2 separate regions of the Homo sapiens genome follow, and region 1 is linked to region 2. A link is a loop called in an ENCODE intact Hi-C map of the cell type or tissue named here. Cell type or tissue: CD14-positive monocyte. All regions are shown on one strand. Links, peaks and the distances in the headings refer to the core of each region. The heading gives the core; the rest is flanking DNA. Region 1 has its middle 200 kb from the start of CDH5. Region 2 has its middle 140 kb from the start of CDH5.

Region 1 (8,163 bases), core at 1,093-6,092, 58 kb before region 2:
CAGAAGCCAGATATTTGTTCTCCAATTTCTCTTCCTCGTTGGTTAAGGGTGGCTCCTGAGGCATCTCCCACCTCCACCTGGGCACAGCATCCTCCTGAGACCAGAGAAAGTCCTCAGGCAGAGAGGTGCTGGTTCTTTGAGGCCTGAAACCATTTGAGATACAGGAATTATCTATCAAAGATGTAGGTGCCTGGGATAAACTATGAGAATCAGGTGGGGTGTTGACAGTGGCTATGACAATAGGTAGATATGCAGAGCAGTGAGTGATCCCCTCAGGGAACTCCAAGCTAGACCCGAGGATGGAGGAGGTGAGAAAAGAGAAAGCATTTTAGAGATTCCAGAAGGCTTTGCTTAATGCATTAAGGAGTCTGGACTCTCTCCTAGAAGTATTTGGGAGCCATGGGAGGAATTGGAGGGAGAGGGAGTGGTAGGGTCAGATCAGTGATTTACACAGACCACTCTGCTGCCTTCTGGGAAACAGATTGTAGCCGGAAAGACTGTAGCCACAGGACCAGCGTGGGAGGGAGAAGGAGAATGTTTGAAGAATTAAATCCAGAGAGGATGAAACGCTTCCCCAATCATCCACTCCCTGTACCTGAATGAAGACGTTTCTAGCCCCTCCCTCCTGGTTCCCATACCCCCAACTTGGCCCCACCCTTCTGTGGTCACAGCCCACCTCAGCAGCCCTAAGCTGACTCTGGGTCCACCAAGCAGCAGCCTTCCTTGCGCCAGCCCACTTGTGATGCCGTTTTTACACCTGGGGCCCTGCCTCAGTTTCCCTGACCAGACTCCAGATCCTAAGTAGTACAAGAGCCCATCACTGACCCCTATCTCCAAGCCTGGTCCTAATGCCTGGTCAAGCTCTTACCACACTTGCTGTCCAAGGAGCTGGGTCCTTCCAGAAATAGGAATCAGGTCCTTCCTCATTTGCATCCATACCCCTGGGTTTGCTGTGCCCCTCGCCTTCAGCTGAGGGGGCATTTTGATGTCTGCATTTCAGGCTAAGGTGCAGGCCCTTGGCTTGTGTTGTCTCCCCTCACAGCTCCTCAAATGGGGCAGGGGGAAGGAGGGCATTACCCAAATGAGGACTCAAGGTGCCAAGAGGAGAGGTGAGCTGGTCACAAGTGTAGGTGAGGTTCCAACTCAGTTGTAGGTACTTCTACTGCCCCAAATCAGGAGTGTAGTAAGCTCCCACTTACTAGAATGCCTCTAGGCAAGGAACTCCACTGCAAAGAGCATGGACTCTTTCTTGGGGTCACCAGCATTAATGATCTGAGCCCCTCCCAAGTGCCAGATGCTGTGACTCCTTAGAAAGCTGAAGCTCCCACTTTTGTCCCTTTTCACACGCAGTCACAAAGCACCATGTGCTTTGTGTGTGGCCAGCAAATGTTGTAAGAGGGAGAACTGGCCTGGCAAAGGCAGATTTAGGGGGCTGACCTGACCAATGATGCCACACTAGCTGGGAGCCCCCCTCCTGCCTCGATCCAACCCCAGCCTTGATAGTCAGATCAGGTTCCCCGCACCTGCCCAGGGCCCCACCACCCTCCTCCCCTCCCTGACGGCTCTTGCAGACAGACATGATCCCAGCACCTCCCTGTGTGTCCCGAGAACCCCTCTCTTGGCTGGGGAAAGCAGCCTTGTCATGCCTTTTCTTTCTTACCATAAAAGTCCTGCCTTTATTTTTATTCTTTAATAAGGTTACAGCAGGACTGGGGGAGGCAGATTTTGGCCTCAGGCTACATCTGCCCTTCATTTAAAACACCCCAACTCCCACAAGGCTGGAAAACAAGTCTCTGAGCTTCTCTTTTATAGTCTTCGTTAGATCCAAATCCAGAGTTATTTTTGCCAACAGATTGTATCAGCCTGGAGCCCAATCGCCTCCAGAAACAGACCCTCTTGCTTAAAAAGCAACACTTACCCACTGCACCCAAACCACCCCATCTCCTGCCCATCCCAGGCCACCCAGGAGCAGCCCCAACTTGCACACACCACTTAAGAAACCTTTTCTCTCATCCTGGAAGTTTCGGGATTCCTGCACTGCTCCGAAACCCTGCATTGTCCACATTTTCTTAATTCTCACAAAGGCATGCAGTTTCAGATTAGAAAAGTTTTTATTTTCTACTACAACTATATGGAAAGGGAGTTCACTGGTTTTGATTACACTGGGTCATTTGACAAAGAGTGTTTGGACAAAGGCAATGCATGTTTGTGGGGAAAACCCTGTCATTTATAGCAGAATGAGAGAGAATGTAAGATAGGACCTTGACTCAACCATGCAGAGGGAGCGCGTCCTCCCCTCTCACCATGCCACTGCACCTTGATGATCTTCTGCTAGATTAATTTTACTGGGCTGGGCCCAGACTCCAGGGCCAGATTTGCCTGCCTGAGAGGCAAAGCTAAAAACAGCTCCAGCCTCCAAGAGGGGCCAGCTGATGTCTAATTGCTCAGCTCTCTCCTGTCCTCCCCGCAAGGAAATTAAAGGCTCACTTTGATTTGGAGAGGAGGAAAAAAGAAGGCTGTTTGCAGGTGTTGAGACAAAGTCGTCCAGGCAACCGCGAGGAATATGCCTCTCCACATATCACTAACACAGGTGCACCTCCCTTTTCCATGGGGCACACACAGCCAGCACAGAAGGAGTTTGTGGGCACAGTGAGGAGTGTTGCTTGTTTCTGGAGCCCAGAAGCAGACTGGGGTGTTATTAATCCATCCGCATGCCCGGGTCACATAGGAGCCCTGGTCATGGCTGTGAGATTTCTTGTTATGAAAGCAAGTTAGGTTGGCTAATGGAGTTCCCTAAACCCTTTGTATATTTTATTTGGGCCAGGATGGGAGGAGTAAGCATTAATCATGCACATTCATTCATCTCTGTGTTCCTTCAGCCTATATTTATTATTAATAATAATAGCTACCATTTAGTGGGCTTCCACTGTGTACCAGGTGCTGTGCTAAGCACTTTACAGTATCTGATTCAAGCCTCACAGCTTCCCAGTAAAACAGATATTATTATCCTCATTTTACTGATAATGAAGAGGCTCAGGAAGGTACAGTGACCTGCTCCAAAGCTCATGGCCTTTAAGAGCAGGGATTCAAAACCAGACCTGTCTTGACCCCAAAGTCTAAGGTGTTAAACTCGAGGGTCTCCTGCCTCCCTTTGTGGGTCTCTATGCCTGCCCTTGGGCTGGGTGCTAGCATTAATGTTTAATGAAGGAAGTGTTTCTGGAATTACACATTACAGGGCCTACTAGGTCTCTGGACGTAATAGGGTTCATCCCAAAACATGCACAGTAAGAACAGGCTACAGCCTGGCCTGCAGCCCAGCTGGTGATTCTCTGCCCAGCCACTCACTGGGTCATCATGTCTGCACAGGCTGGATGAGGGGACGTTAGCGCTGCCTTCCTGGAGCCCAAGGTCCAGCAGTTGAACAGATAAGAACCCTTCGTGATTGTGAAATGGGAGAGTTCCCTGGCTCCCCCCTCGCAGGATGTGCAACAAGGGTGTGGCTCTCTGTTCAGCCACTGCGAGCTCAAACCCCTTACGAGATGGGGAGCGTGCAGACCAGCAGGTGCGGGAGCTGGGATGAGCGCTTTGGGCTCCGGCCCCACAGTAGTGTCTAGGGGTGGGTGTCTGTGACTCCTGAAGCCCAAGTGGGCATATCGCAGTGCACTCTTTTAGCTTTGCTCTCCACAGATGGTTTAATGTTAACCCACTCAGTGCCCCCTTGGTCCCTGGGTCCTTGTCTGGCATCCAGGAAGAATCAGGTCACACATGGACTTGAAGGATGAATGCCGGGGTTTTATTGAGTGGTGGAGGTAGCTCTCAGTGGATGAATGGGGAGCTGGAAGGGGGATGGAGTAGGAAGATGATCTTCCCCTCGAGTTTGGCCTTCCGGTGGCCAATCTCCTCTCTGATCATCCCCAGCCAAACTCCTCTCGGTGTTCAGACTCTCATATTCTTCTCTCTTTCTCTGCCATGCCATTCTGCCATTTGTTTGCTCATCTCCTTCTGGAGTCTGGGGCTTGGGGTTTATATGGTACAGGATGGGAGGCATGGCCAGCCAAAAGGCAACTTTTTGAGCACAGTAACAGGAATGCCTGTTCTCACTTAGGGCCACAGATTTCCAGGCTTGAGGGTGGGGTCCTTGCCTGGGAACCACCTCTTCTTCTTAGTATTTTCCTGTCTCCTGTCTCTATCAAAAGGGTTGATGAAGGGGAGCCAAGGAGAGGGGAAAGCTTTCTCATGGAAACAACATCCGAGCTGGAGCATGTGGGTCCCTGAAATCACATAGCAGACCACAAGAGGGAAGGACACCCTTAGTAGAAGGAGGAGCTTATACACAGGATGGCACAGGGCACCCCAGAAGGGCAGGTTCCTACAGCAGAGGGTGTGAGAGCTCATGGGGCGGAAGCAGGAGGCAACAATGGGAAGGAAGTTTGGTGCAAGCATCAGCCTAGACGGGGCGTCCTATCATATGGGCAGTCAGAGGGATAGTAGCCAGGCCCCAGGCCCTGTTCAGCCCCACCCCTGCCAGGGCTCCACATCCAGGGAAGATGTGGATTCAGAAAAGGGCAATTGCACTAAGCGGCATGGCCCACACCTCGGGAGTCAGGTCCTGATTCAAACCTCACCCCAGGAAAGACATTTTCAGAAACATTAGGAGCACCAACTTTAAAACTTCCCCAGTCCCTTCCCACAAAGTCCGTCTGCCTCCCAACCCAACCCTGTGACTGCCCTCTTCTGGAGAGAAGGCTGAGAGGAGGGGAGGGAAATTGTCGGAAATCTTATCAAGGGAGAAAACCTTGCCCTTGATTCTGCCAGTTCTTATCGCATCCTCTGACGTTCCAAGCAGGCCACAGCCAGACTCTTTGGTGCCTGCAACAAACCTCAAGAATCCTGAATTCTGGATGCAACTCACATGTAAAGTCAAACAGGCCTGCCTTGCCGGTTAGCCTCAGCCTTAACCTTAACGTCATCTAAATCTCAGCTCCTGGGCTCATGACTCCAAGGCCTGAGACCGGCTGTCTTAGGGAGCCTCTAAGCCTGTAATCTCAGCATTTTGGGAGGCCAAGGCAGGCAGATTGCTTGAGATCGGGAGTTTGAGACTAGCCTGGCCAACATGGTGAAACCTCATCTCCACTGAAAATACAAAAATTACCCATGCGTGGTGGCACACACCTGTAATCCCAGCTACTCAGGAAGCTGAGACAGGAGAATCGCTTGAACCTGGGAGGCAGAGGTTGCAGTGAGCCAAGATCGTGCCACTGCTCTCCAGCCTGGGCAGCAGAGTGAGACTCTGTCTCAAAAAATAATAATAATAATAAATTTAAAAGATTAGCCGGGAAGGAAGATCCCACCCACCCTAAGATGATATCAGCTCCTGCAGAGGTAAAATAAGTTAGAGAAGAATCTGGAAGTTTTCTGCCTCCTCCAAGTTCTTTTTAACATTCTACCTGCTTGGGAATGCTGTATTCCAGCCACGGATCTCTGTTTGAGAAAGTTTACCTCACTGGCATCGTGCCCTTACAAGCTCCAGGACCCACTTTCACTCTAGACCCTGAAGACAAGCCCTATACATGAGATGAGGGAGATGGACGATTCATCAGGCCTGAAAGGCAAGGGACCCGCTGCAGAGGGCAGGTTACAGAGGCTCCATTACAGGGAAATCCTCAGAGGAGGAAAAGGAGGCTGGCAGGGAGGCTCCAAGTCTGTCATCACAGTCAGCCCTGGTGACTACGGCAGAAAAGCAGTCAGGACTCATCCAGTCTGTCCTCTGTGCACATGCTAAGCCCTCTGCCAGGCATCCTCTCCCCTACCCCACATCTCTACTTGGAAATCTCTTCCTTTAAGGTGCCGCTTCAGGGTCAGCTCCTCCCAGAGGCCCTCCTAACTCCCCCAGGGCCAGTTATCTGTCCCTTCCTCTCCACTCACATGCCACATGTGGCATGTGAATTCCTCTGCAGAATTCAAAGTGGGTTATCATCATGGGATTAGAGTCCTCCAGTCTAGACCGTAGACTCCTTCCAAACAGAGTCCAAAACTTACTCATCACTGCATCCTGGGGACTTGAGATAAAGCCTTACCCTTAGTAGGTCCTCAACAAATATTTTTTGGAGGGGAAAGAAAAGTAGGAAGGAAGGGAGGGAAAGAGAGAGGTGGGGAAAGAAGGAAGAAAGAAAGAGAAAAAGAAAGAAAGAGAGGGAAAGAAAGAAAGAAGGAAGGAAGGGAGGAAGGAAGGAAGGAAGGAAGGAAAGAAAGAAAGAAAAGAAAGAAAGAAAGAAAAGGAAAGAAGGGGAGGAAGAGGAAGAAGGAGAAGAAGAAGAAGAAGAAGAGGAGGAGGAGAGGGAGGAAGGGAGAGAAGGAAGGAAGGGGGGGAAGGAGAGAGGGAGGAAGGAAGATGTATAGATACATTCAAATAATGAATGCCTATAATTTAAAGAAGCATATGAGCTTGTGGATAAGAAGGGAGATGACTCCTGCATCTTTCACCTCCTGATCAGTATTCCAGTGGGAATGAGTATCCTCATCACTGCTGACATGACTCTTCAGCATCTAGGAGATGTCCAAGGCTCCCCCAGTGCCTGCCTCCCAAGAGGAGGGGCACCGGTAAAGGCAGAGGTCTACATGGTGTGGGTAAAGGCCTGAAGCCTGGCTCTAAGGAGGAAATTGGAACAATGGTTGCATGATGTCAAAAGTCTCTGTCTCTACTGTAACTTTCACCCAGGCTAGTTCCCCTCCCATCACCATAGCAACCCACATCCTCAACAAGGTTCAGGGTTCAGCAAGAGCCATGGGAGGAGAGAGAGCGCGTCCTTGTGGCCTTCACACCATGCTGGTGTTCCCAGCTGGTGGCCTGGTTTTCTTCTGTTGGTTCTTAGCACCTTGGGTCACATAGTGCCCATTCATAAACTAAAAGTCCCCACTGCTTGATATCCCCAGATATCTGTGAAGGGTGCCTTTTACTGGGCAGGGTAAGCTGCTCAGAGCTCTCTGAATGAATAACTACTAGGAATCTGGAGTAAAGTCGTTCTAATGAACTCTTCTCCATCCTCCCTCTCCCAAAAGGAAAGGCCTCACCTCTCTGTGAAAATGCACTTCCTGTTGTATTAAGAAGCAAGGCCTGACCGCACTCCTATGCTCTGTTAGTTGGCATGTTCCCTAAGTTGGCATGTAGGGTCTACATAATTTGAGTATATTTCTGGTTTGTTGAATCTGGATATGGAGAAATTCCATCCCCCACAAAAAAAAAAAAAACTTCCCTAAGATTTTGGGTAAAGCCTAGATGCTTTCGAGGGGTCCCTGAAATGTCAACTTTCTACCATAAGGAAATAGGAGGAGGCCTGGATCAGAAAACTGTGGGTCTGTCATGGTGACAAACAGTTTCCATCCTGCAAACAATCTGGATTGCCCTGGTGATGGGCAGGGCCAAAACAGGGCCAGGACTATGAAATATTGCAATGAGTGGAGGGTTTCCTTGGATAAACTTTATCGAGACATCCACAATAGATCTCTCACACTGATGCAAACATCCTGAGGCCAACCTTTCTCCTAACATTATGCCCCATCACAAACCTCTTTCTTCTGTGTCTAACTCAAGGGCTCCAGAAAGACATTGTCTACCTATAAAAGGCTCGGGCACAAGTGGAAGATACACAATGGTTCTATTTGATCAGCATCAGAAAATAAGGCAAATACCAAAATTCCAGAAGTCCTCATAAATCTGGCTGCAAAGTTTCTAAGACAATTTGGGATTCAGGCAATGACTACAGGAAATGATGGCTTCTCCCTATCAAGGAAGCAGGTCAGTGCCTGCCCTGGGAACAAAGGGAGGGGAGGTAGGGCACTGGGTCCTGCAATGGCTCTGGTGTCAGAACCCCACCCTTGAGCAGAGGCTGGGCGGGGGTCTCCGTATTTCTGTCTGGGTGAGCATCAGCAGGCCAGTGCTCCCTCAGCATCTGTGGTCCACTCAGGGATTTGGGTCCAGGTCTCCCCTTTCATCAGAAACAGAGCTAAATGTTACTTCTTCATCGGCTTCTGTGATACTGAAGTCACATGGCTCAGGATTCAGGACCTTGGGGTGGACCCCTAGGGAAAGTGGGCTGGCTTCATTCTCTTAGGTCAATGGTTTTCCAACTGTGCTCCAGAGATTCCCTAAAGTACCCCCCAACC
Region 2 (8,163 bases), core at 1,155-6,154:
ACTGGATTTTCAATGTGATAACAGGTTACAGTTTCTTGTATACATAAATAAGCAAAGAAATTTAGAACAGTGGGAATCCTCCCACCTCAGCCTGCACCTGCCACTGAGCCTAGCTATTTATTTTTTACTATTTTTTGTTATCGGGGTCTCACTATGTTGCCCAGGCTGGTCTTGAACTCCCAGGCTCAAGTTATCCTGCTACCTCAGCCTCCCCAAGTGTTAGGATTACATGTGTGAGCTGCTACACCTGGTCCAGTGTGGTTCTTTATGCAAAGAAAGGCGAGGCACCCAGGCTGGAGTCCATGATAATTCAAACAAATTTAGAACAGTTCTTGCTGGGACAGTTGGTACTGAGGTTATCATTAATATTCATCATTGGCCCAGCGCAGTGGCTCACACCTGTAATCCCAGCACTGTGGGAGGCCGAGGTGGGTGGATCACCTGAGGTCAAGAGTTCGAAACCACCCTGGCCAACATAGTGAAACCCCATCTCTACTAAAATACAAAAATTAGCCAGGCGTGGTGGCAGACGCCTGTAATCCCAGCTACTCGGGAGGCTGAGGCAGGAGGATTGCTTGAACCCAGGAGGCAGAGGTTGCAGTGAGCCCAGATTGTGCCACTGGACTCCAGCCTGGGAGACAGAGTAAGACTCCGTCTCAAATACATATATACATACACACATATATATACACATATACATACACACATATATATACACATATACATACACACATACATACACACATATATACACACATATACATATATATACACATATATATACATATACACATATATACACATATATAATATACACACATATATATACATATATACACATATACACATATATACATATATACACACATATATACACACATATATACACATATATACATATACACACATATATACATATACACACATATACACACATACACACACATACACACACACATACACACATACACACACATACACACACACATACACATACACACATACACACACATATACACACATACATGTACACATACACACATATACACATATACACACATATACATATATACACACATATACATATATACACACATATATATACATATATACACATATATACATATATACACATATGTACATATATACATATATACACACACATATATGTGTATATACACACATACATATATACATATATAGATACATACATATATACATATATATACACATACATATATACATATATATATATTCAACCTCCTTGTTATAGGCTATAGTGTATCCCCCAAAAAATTCATATGTTGAAGTCCTAACCCCCAGTAGCTCGGAATGTGACTATTTGGAGACAGGGCCATGAAAGAAATGATCAAAATAAAATGAGCTCAATTACGGTGGTTGGTCCCTAATCCAATATGACTAATATCTTTATAAGAATAGTCCTTTTGGACACATATGGGCACAGAGGAAAGACCATGTGAAAACACAGACACAAGATGGCCATTGACAAGCCTTTAGAAGAAACCAACCCTGCCAATACCTTGATCTTGGACTTCTAGCTTCCAGAACTGTAGACACTGTATCTGTTGTTTAAGCCACGTGGTCTACGGTAATTTGTTACGGCAGCCCTAGAAAGCTAATACAATCCTCTGCCACCCCTTCTAGAATCCCCCTGGGCAGTTCTTCTATTCATTCAGGCTCTTGCCATTCCATTCCTAAAGGGTCTGAGTTCCAGGTACCATGTCCTGGTACCATACCTGTCACTGCTTGTTCATGGCTATCTCCAGGATTGCAAGCACCAAGAGAGGCCCCAGGGTATCCCCTGAATTCTAGACTTGCTCTTTCCTGCCCCAGCTGTGTAGCAACTCTACCTCCATGGGATAGTCATTGTGATAACTCATCATTACCCCTGCCAGTATTTTAACTCCTTTCTCTGGCAGCTGGTCCACGAGCACAGAGGAGCCCAATGTGACCAGGCAAAGGCTGTGATTTTAGGGGAACCCTTGCTGTATTCCCTGGGAACCAGGACTTCAGTTCAGCAGAGCCTAAAGTAGCAAGGATAGGAAATGCAAATCCCCCACATGAGTCCCTGGGAGTGATGGTGACAGGACCCACTTCCACATCCGGTTCTTGTTCTCACTCCAGGTGCCATATCACCCCATAGTTGGATCCAACCACCTTCTACTAAGTGGGTCTCACAGGTTTTGCGCCAGTGACTGAGGGCAGTCCTAAGCTCCATCAACCTCCCCTTTTACTCCTAGCAGCTCATGGATGGGGTTCAAGGAGCGAGTCAACAGCCTGAGCTGTCATCTGAACCAGAACAGTGTTTGGCACACAAAGTATGTGCTAAAAACATAAATGTGGGGGTGGTAGGTGCCTGATGACGGGCTAATATGCTTTACACGGAGAACAGCCCCCACCCTCCATCCCCTGGGAAGCTCTGACTCATCCATCAAGACCTGCCCCTGCCATCCAGCTCCCCCCTGCAGCCTCCCCTGACATGAAACACTGGAGAGGGACAGCCACACACAGCTACTGCAAGGATGAAAAATGATTATGCAGGACTGACTGTTCTGTTCAAAGTGATATGTGCACGTGATCTCCTTCAGTCTGTGCGAGCCCACCTGAGGTGAGGAAACTGACTCGGGAGGTTAGGGAACTTGCCCAAGATAACTTAGCCAAGGGTGAAAGCCCTGAGGTGGGAACAAACACTGCTTCCTTCCAGAGCCCCTGCTCCGCACTTGAGAAGAGAAGTGACCAAGAGGTGAGCCTCAGACAGAGGGTTGAGGGAAAGGGGAACCAAGCCACACTTTTGTTTGTTTTTAAGAGACAGGGTCTTGCTCTGTCGCCCAGGCTGGAGTGCAGTGGTACAACCATGGTCACTGCAGCCTTGACCTCCTGGGGTCAAATAATCCTCCCACCTCAGCCTCTCAAGTAGCTGAGACTACAGGCACATGCCACTGTGCCCAGCTAAGTTTTAATTTTTTGTTTTAAGAGATGGGGTCCCACTATGTTGCCCAGGCTTATCTCAAAATCCTGGGCTCAAGCAATCCTCCTGCCGCAGCCTCCCAAAATGTTAGGATTACAAGTGCGAACTACCATGCCCAGTCCAGTGTGGTTCTTTATACAAAGAGAGGTGAGGCACCCAGGCTGGAGTGCACAGTCATGTGCCTTCTCCCTTCCCACCCCTTTGCTGGGGTCCCCTCCCTCCTCACTGCACCCATTGTACTTGCTGTTTCCACCAAAGCACATGTTCAGTTTGTCTGAACAATTGAGTTAACATTGTTGGGGGTGGAGGTGGAAGCAAGAGAGAACAGGTCTGTGCCTCCCTTGACCCAAAGCACACCCCACCCCTGCCCAAGGAGCCCTGCTTGAGAAACCAGCTTTAAGAAATCCGGCTCTGAAGTTTGGCTGAAAAGTGTAGCCAAAATATCCCACAAATGTCCTACTTTTCAGTGTGTAAAGTTAAAAAAAGTTTTTAGGAAACAGGTGTGTTTACTCTGAACGCAAAACAGCATTTGGTTCCCTTTTTTTATCTATATCTTTAAGACAGTCACAGCCGGGAAGGCTACTGGGTGGCATTTACAATTATGAGCAGGTTGATGCAGCATCGCCTGCCAAGGTGCCGCACTGAGGAACAAAAAGGAGCTGTTTGGAGGTGACAGGATGTCACGGGCCCCATGCCATTCCTCAGCCGTTGTGGGGCAGGGTTGCAGGAGCCCTTTGAGAACACAGAACGTTCTTTCTGCACAGCATGTGGCCTCTGCTCTGTATCGCTTGGATAAAAGGATGGAAATGCTTTCCATTGATGCTGACATTCAGCCTTGTTTCATGGTTTCCATAGAACCCATTGCTTAACTGTCTTATGACCAAAATAAAAGAGACAAGGCTTAAGGGGCACCTAGACGTGTCCCCCGCGTCTGGAATAATGGAGCTGGCATTGCAATGAGATCATTATGCTTTGTATTGAGCAAAGACAGGGCTCTGGGCCTGGAAGCTTTGATTAAGAAGGGGTAGGTGGGGTGGTCTACACCTGCCCTCAGCTGGTTTCCAAAGCTGCAAGGCTGGGAAAGAAAGCGCGCAATGCCACAAAGTTCTGGACACAGCCAAGGGGAATGAGTGTCAGTGGAGGATGCCTGATTGCAAGCCCCTTGAACAAATGGTATAATAGGTGGAGACTGGGTTTGGGATTCCCGCAGACCCGGTGGAAGCCCCTCTCTGCCACTTAATGGCTGTACAACCTTGCATATTGGCCTTTCCTTCTCTGAGCTTTCGTTTCTTCATCTGCAAACTGGGGATGACAATACCCATCTCACAGGATCAGTGTGTGTCTTAGGTCGGGTTCCCCAGAAGCAGACCCTGAGATGAGGATTTAGATCAAAGTGATTTTGTAGGAAGCTTCCCAAGAAAACCAGTAGGGTAGAGGGAAAAGGGAATCAGAAAGAAAGATCAGGCAAAGACGCTGTATCAAGGTTTCTTTGTGGCCTGTGGACCTACAGTGACCATCACAACACCTGGAGTTTGTTAGAAACCCAGAATGTTGGTGTCCACCCTGACCTACTAAATCAGAATCTACCGAGAATCAGAATCTAACAAGATCCCCAGGGGGTTGGAAAACACTGGTGTAGGACAAGCCTCAGAGATGCCCCATCCAGGAGGATCAGTCCTTGGTTAAGGAACACCCAGGCTGGTGGGGGGGGCAGCGTGAATTCCCAGGCAGCTCCAGGTCCCCACTCTGGCTGCCTGAGGGCAGCCCTCTGCTGGGGGAGACGCAGGTGTGGGCTGTTGGAAGCAAAAGCACAAATGCACAGAAGCAGGTGCTCGGGAAATGGTGACCCTGGTGAGGGGCCGGGCCAGGGAACTGACAACTAATGCTAAGGTGTGGCACTGAAGGGAGCTGGTCAAAGCCCTGGCCTCCCTTTGGATTTCAGTTCCCACTGGTTTCCTGCCCTTTCTTCCCTCCCTTCATTCCTTCAAAGTCAGTCAGAGCCCAGCTGAGCACCTCTTACTCCTCCTGCTGCGGATGACGGGGTCACCTCTCACGGTCTTGCCAAGAAGACCCTTCTCTAAAACCTTATTTCCACATCTGAGTCTCACATCTTTGACTTGTCCCTTCTCCCTCGGTGTCCATGGGCCACCTGTTCTGCCAGCCTAGGGAGGGAAGCTCAGCATAGAGGCTCCCAGGAAGAAAGGTGCTGGGGTTTGGCGGGAGGGAGGTTGTAGGTGGATCCCCGTTACAGTATCATGCGTTTAGTTTGGGTCCCTAGCACCCTCCCCAGCCGCCTCTGCTGATGTCACCCAGCCTGGTCCCAGACATGACTGAAGCCCAGTGTGAGGGGCATGGAGCACAGGTGTCCCTTCAGTGCCACACAGCAGGGGCGCTCATGCCAGCCCCACAACCATGGGTCACATCACCCCCTGCTCCTCCCTCTCTCCTAGCATGCCCAGACCTCTCGCCTCTCATTCCCACCTCAGTGTCCCCACCTTTCATGCCATTTCCCCCAGAGACTGGAGACCTGCTTGAGGCTCGGCCTGCTGGCCCTGGCCCTGGCCCTGGACCTGAGATCCTTTCCCCACCCACTCTAGCCTGGATCTTGTTCCTCCCACAGAACTCATCCCCCGGACATGGTCTAAAATATCCTGCTGCCTGGCCCCCAACTCCACTGCACAGTGATACACTCTTTCTTTTGCATGACCCTGGCTGGGGTTCCACCCCGGAGGGAACCAGCCTAACTGCTCAAGTGATTTCTCCTGCCTTGGCGTCATCTGGACATGACTCCCTCCGCCTTACAGCTCTCAGAAGCCGTGAAACTCCAAAGTAACTGGCAAGGCCAGCTTCATTGGCATGGAACTGACCTGGGCTGTCACCCAGGGCCTGCACTTGGTTTAATGTTCTGCTATCACCACCTTATGGTGATTATTTTTAAACATGAGTTCCCTCCCTGCAGGCCCTTCCAACCTGCCTTCTTTCCTCTACCTCTCCCACCACTCCCCGCCCCCTTCATTGCCCTGCCCTAAGAGCCCAATAGATGGTGACCCCTTAGCTAGGAAAGCGAGGTTGTCATGGTTCAAGAATGGCCTAGGTTGGGAACAAGCACAGTGGCTCACACCTTTAATCCCAGCACGTTGGGAGGCCAAGGCGGGTGGATCACCTGAGGTCAGGAATTTGAGGCCACCCTGGTCAACATCGTGAAATCCCGTCTCTACTAAAAATGCAAAAATCATTTGGGCATGGTGGCGGGCGCCTGTTAATCCCAGCTACTCAAGAGGCTGAGGTGGGAGTATTGCTTGAACCTGGGAGGCGGAGCTTGCGGTGAGCTGAGATTGCACCCCTCACTCCAGCCTGGGTGTCAGAGACTCCGTCTGAAAACAAAACAAAGCAAAAAAGTCCTTAGAGGCAGGGAGTCCTGTGTTCTACCCCTTGTCTGGCCGGGGCCCTGTGCCTGGGATTTATGTACTCTACACCTATGCCTGGTGTATTAATTTGTTTTCATACTGCTATAAAGAACTGCCTGAGACTGGGTAATTTATAAAGAAAAAAGGTTTAATTGACTCACAGTTGAGCACGGCTGGGGAGGCCTCAGGAAATTCACAATCATGGTAGAATGGGAACGGGAAAGCAAGGCACCTTCTTCACAAAGTGGCAGAAGGGAGAAGTGTTGGGTGAAGGGGGAAGAGCCCCTTATAAAACCGTCAGATCTCGTGAGAACTCACTCACTATCACAAGAACAGCATAAGGGAAACCGCCACCAGGATTCAATTACCTCCACCTGGCCTCTCCCTTGACACATGGGGATTATGGGGATTACAATTCAAGATGCGATTTGGGTGAGGACACAAAACCTAGCCATATCACCTGGGTAATCGGGTTAAGATGCAGGGACTCTGTCACCACCAAGAAAGGAAGTCTTGAGCAACCTGAGGTTCTCAGCCTTGTTTACAGCTGCCCTATGGTAGCCAGAGACAGAGTTCTCAGCCCTGGCTATAGAGAATCACCTGGGAGCTTTCAGTTTTCCTGATTCTATTGGTCTATGAGGAGGTCAAGGCACATAAAAGCTCCCCAAATGACTCTTACGTGCAGCCAAAGTTGAGCGGCACTGATCCAGGTGCTGTGTTGGAGGCAGAATGAGCATCCTGGTGCCCTGCTCTCCACCAGCACAACTGGACCCACTTAGCCACACAGTGAGACCAGGCCCCGCCCACCCTGCAGTAGAGGTGAAGCCCACCTGACCCCAAGGTCAGCAGCCCAGGGCACAGCCAGGGCCCTAGATGTTCTCCAGCCAGCTCCTCTGTTCTTCTCTCTGGCTCTTTTGGGATCCTGAGTCTTAACCTACCCTGCCCCCAGCTCTGGTCTCTGGATCCCCTGCCCCATCCACTTCCTTCTGGAGTAGCTACAGTGAGCAGAAGGAAGTGTTCATTATTTTGACACAAGTCAGGATGATCTCGTATAAAAATCAACTCAAACAGGAATGCACAAAGGCCTGATCCCACCACCCCAACCTCATCCCAACTGTTATCTCCACCTGGAAGTTAGTTCACTAGGTCTTTGAGGATTTCAGATCTCTACATAACCATGGATTGTGGACGGAAGACCCTAGAGGGTGGAGCAGAAGCTCTGAATTCAAGTCCTGGCTCTGTCACTTCCCAGCTGGCTTTTGTCAGTCACTTCCCAGCCATGCATGTAGACACCGATGATGGGTAAGAAGATGCTGTGAAGCAGCTGCTGCTTTTGCCTGTGTCATTCATTCCTCGCCCCCCGCATGTGGCTTTCACGGGGCTACAGGTCAAGGACTCCCCTCTCCCGGGTAGGAGGTGGACACCTGGCCCAAATGAGGCTGATCAGACCATCCCAGGAATTTCTATCTTGAACGGTGCAACCCAATAATTTAAAACAAACAAACCATTTAGCCCCTTCATCCCAACAGGGACAGCCTGAGTTCTGCTGGCTAAGTTCCCAGAGGGGCTGTGGTTTTGCCCTTTCCGGGAAATTGCTTCACTTTTTTGTTGTTGTTTTTGTGAGTTCTCCCACCTGTCTCCTCCCAACAAATTCCTTTTCAGCTTAAGTTAGCTACAGTCAGAATCTGCCACTTACAGCTAAAAAATCCTAACTAGCATAACATGTCTTAGCATCCTCACTTCACAGATGAAAGAATCGAGGCCCAA

Evidence for each region. A loop is a pair of places that touch in the nucleus more often than their neighbours do. Peaks named below come from ENCODE experiments on the same cell type or tissue, not always from the same donor. Only the 100,000 strongest peaks of a DNase experiment are listed, where the experiment ranks them.
Region 1: it touches region 2 in a loop (4-fold over the local background); 1 of 110 quality-filtered maps calls a loop at or near these places.

The regions. Positions count from the first base shown.
Region 1 is chr16:66,163,276-66,171,438 of GRCh38, forward strand. No RefSeq gene overlaps it. Among named protein-coding and RNA genes, the nearest start is that of CDH5, 200 kb to the right of the region's middle. In CD14-positive monocyte, for the core only: no CTCF peak of the experiment used is centred there; a DNase peak (open chromatin) is centred at 3,466; H3K4me3 peaks cover 1,330 bases; H3K27ac peaks cover 2,445 bases.
Region 2 is chr16:66,221,121-66,229,283 of GRCh38, forward strand. No RefSeq gene overlaps it. Among named protein-coding and RNA genes, the nearest start is that of CDH5, 140 kb to the right of the region's middle. In CD14-positive monocyte, for the core only: no CTCF peak of the experiment used is centred there; no DNase peak of the experiment used is centred there.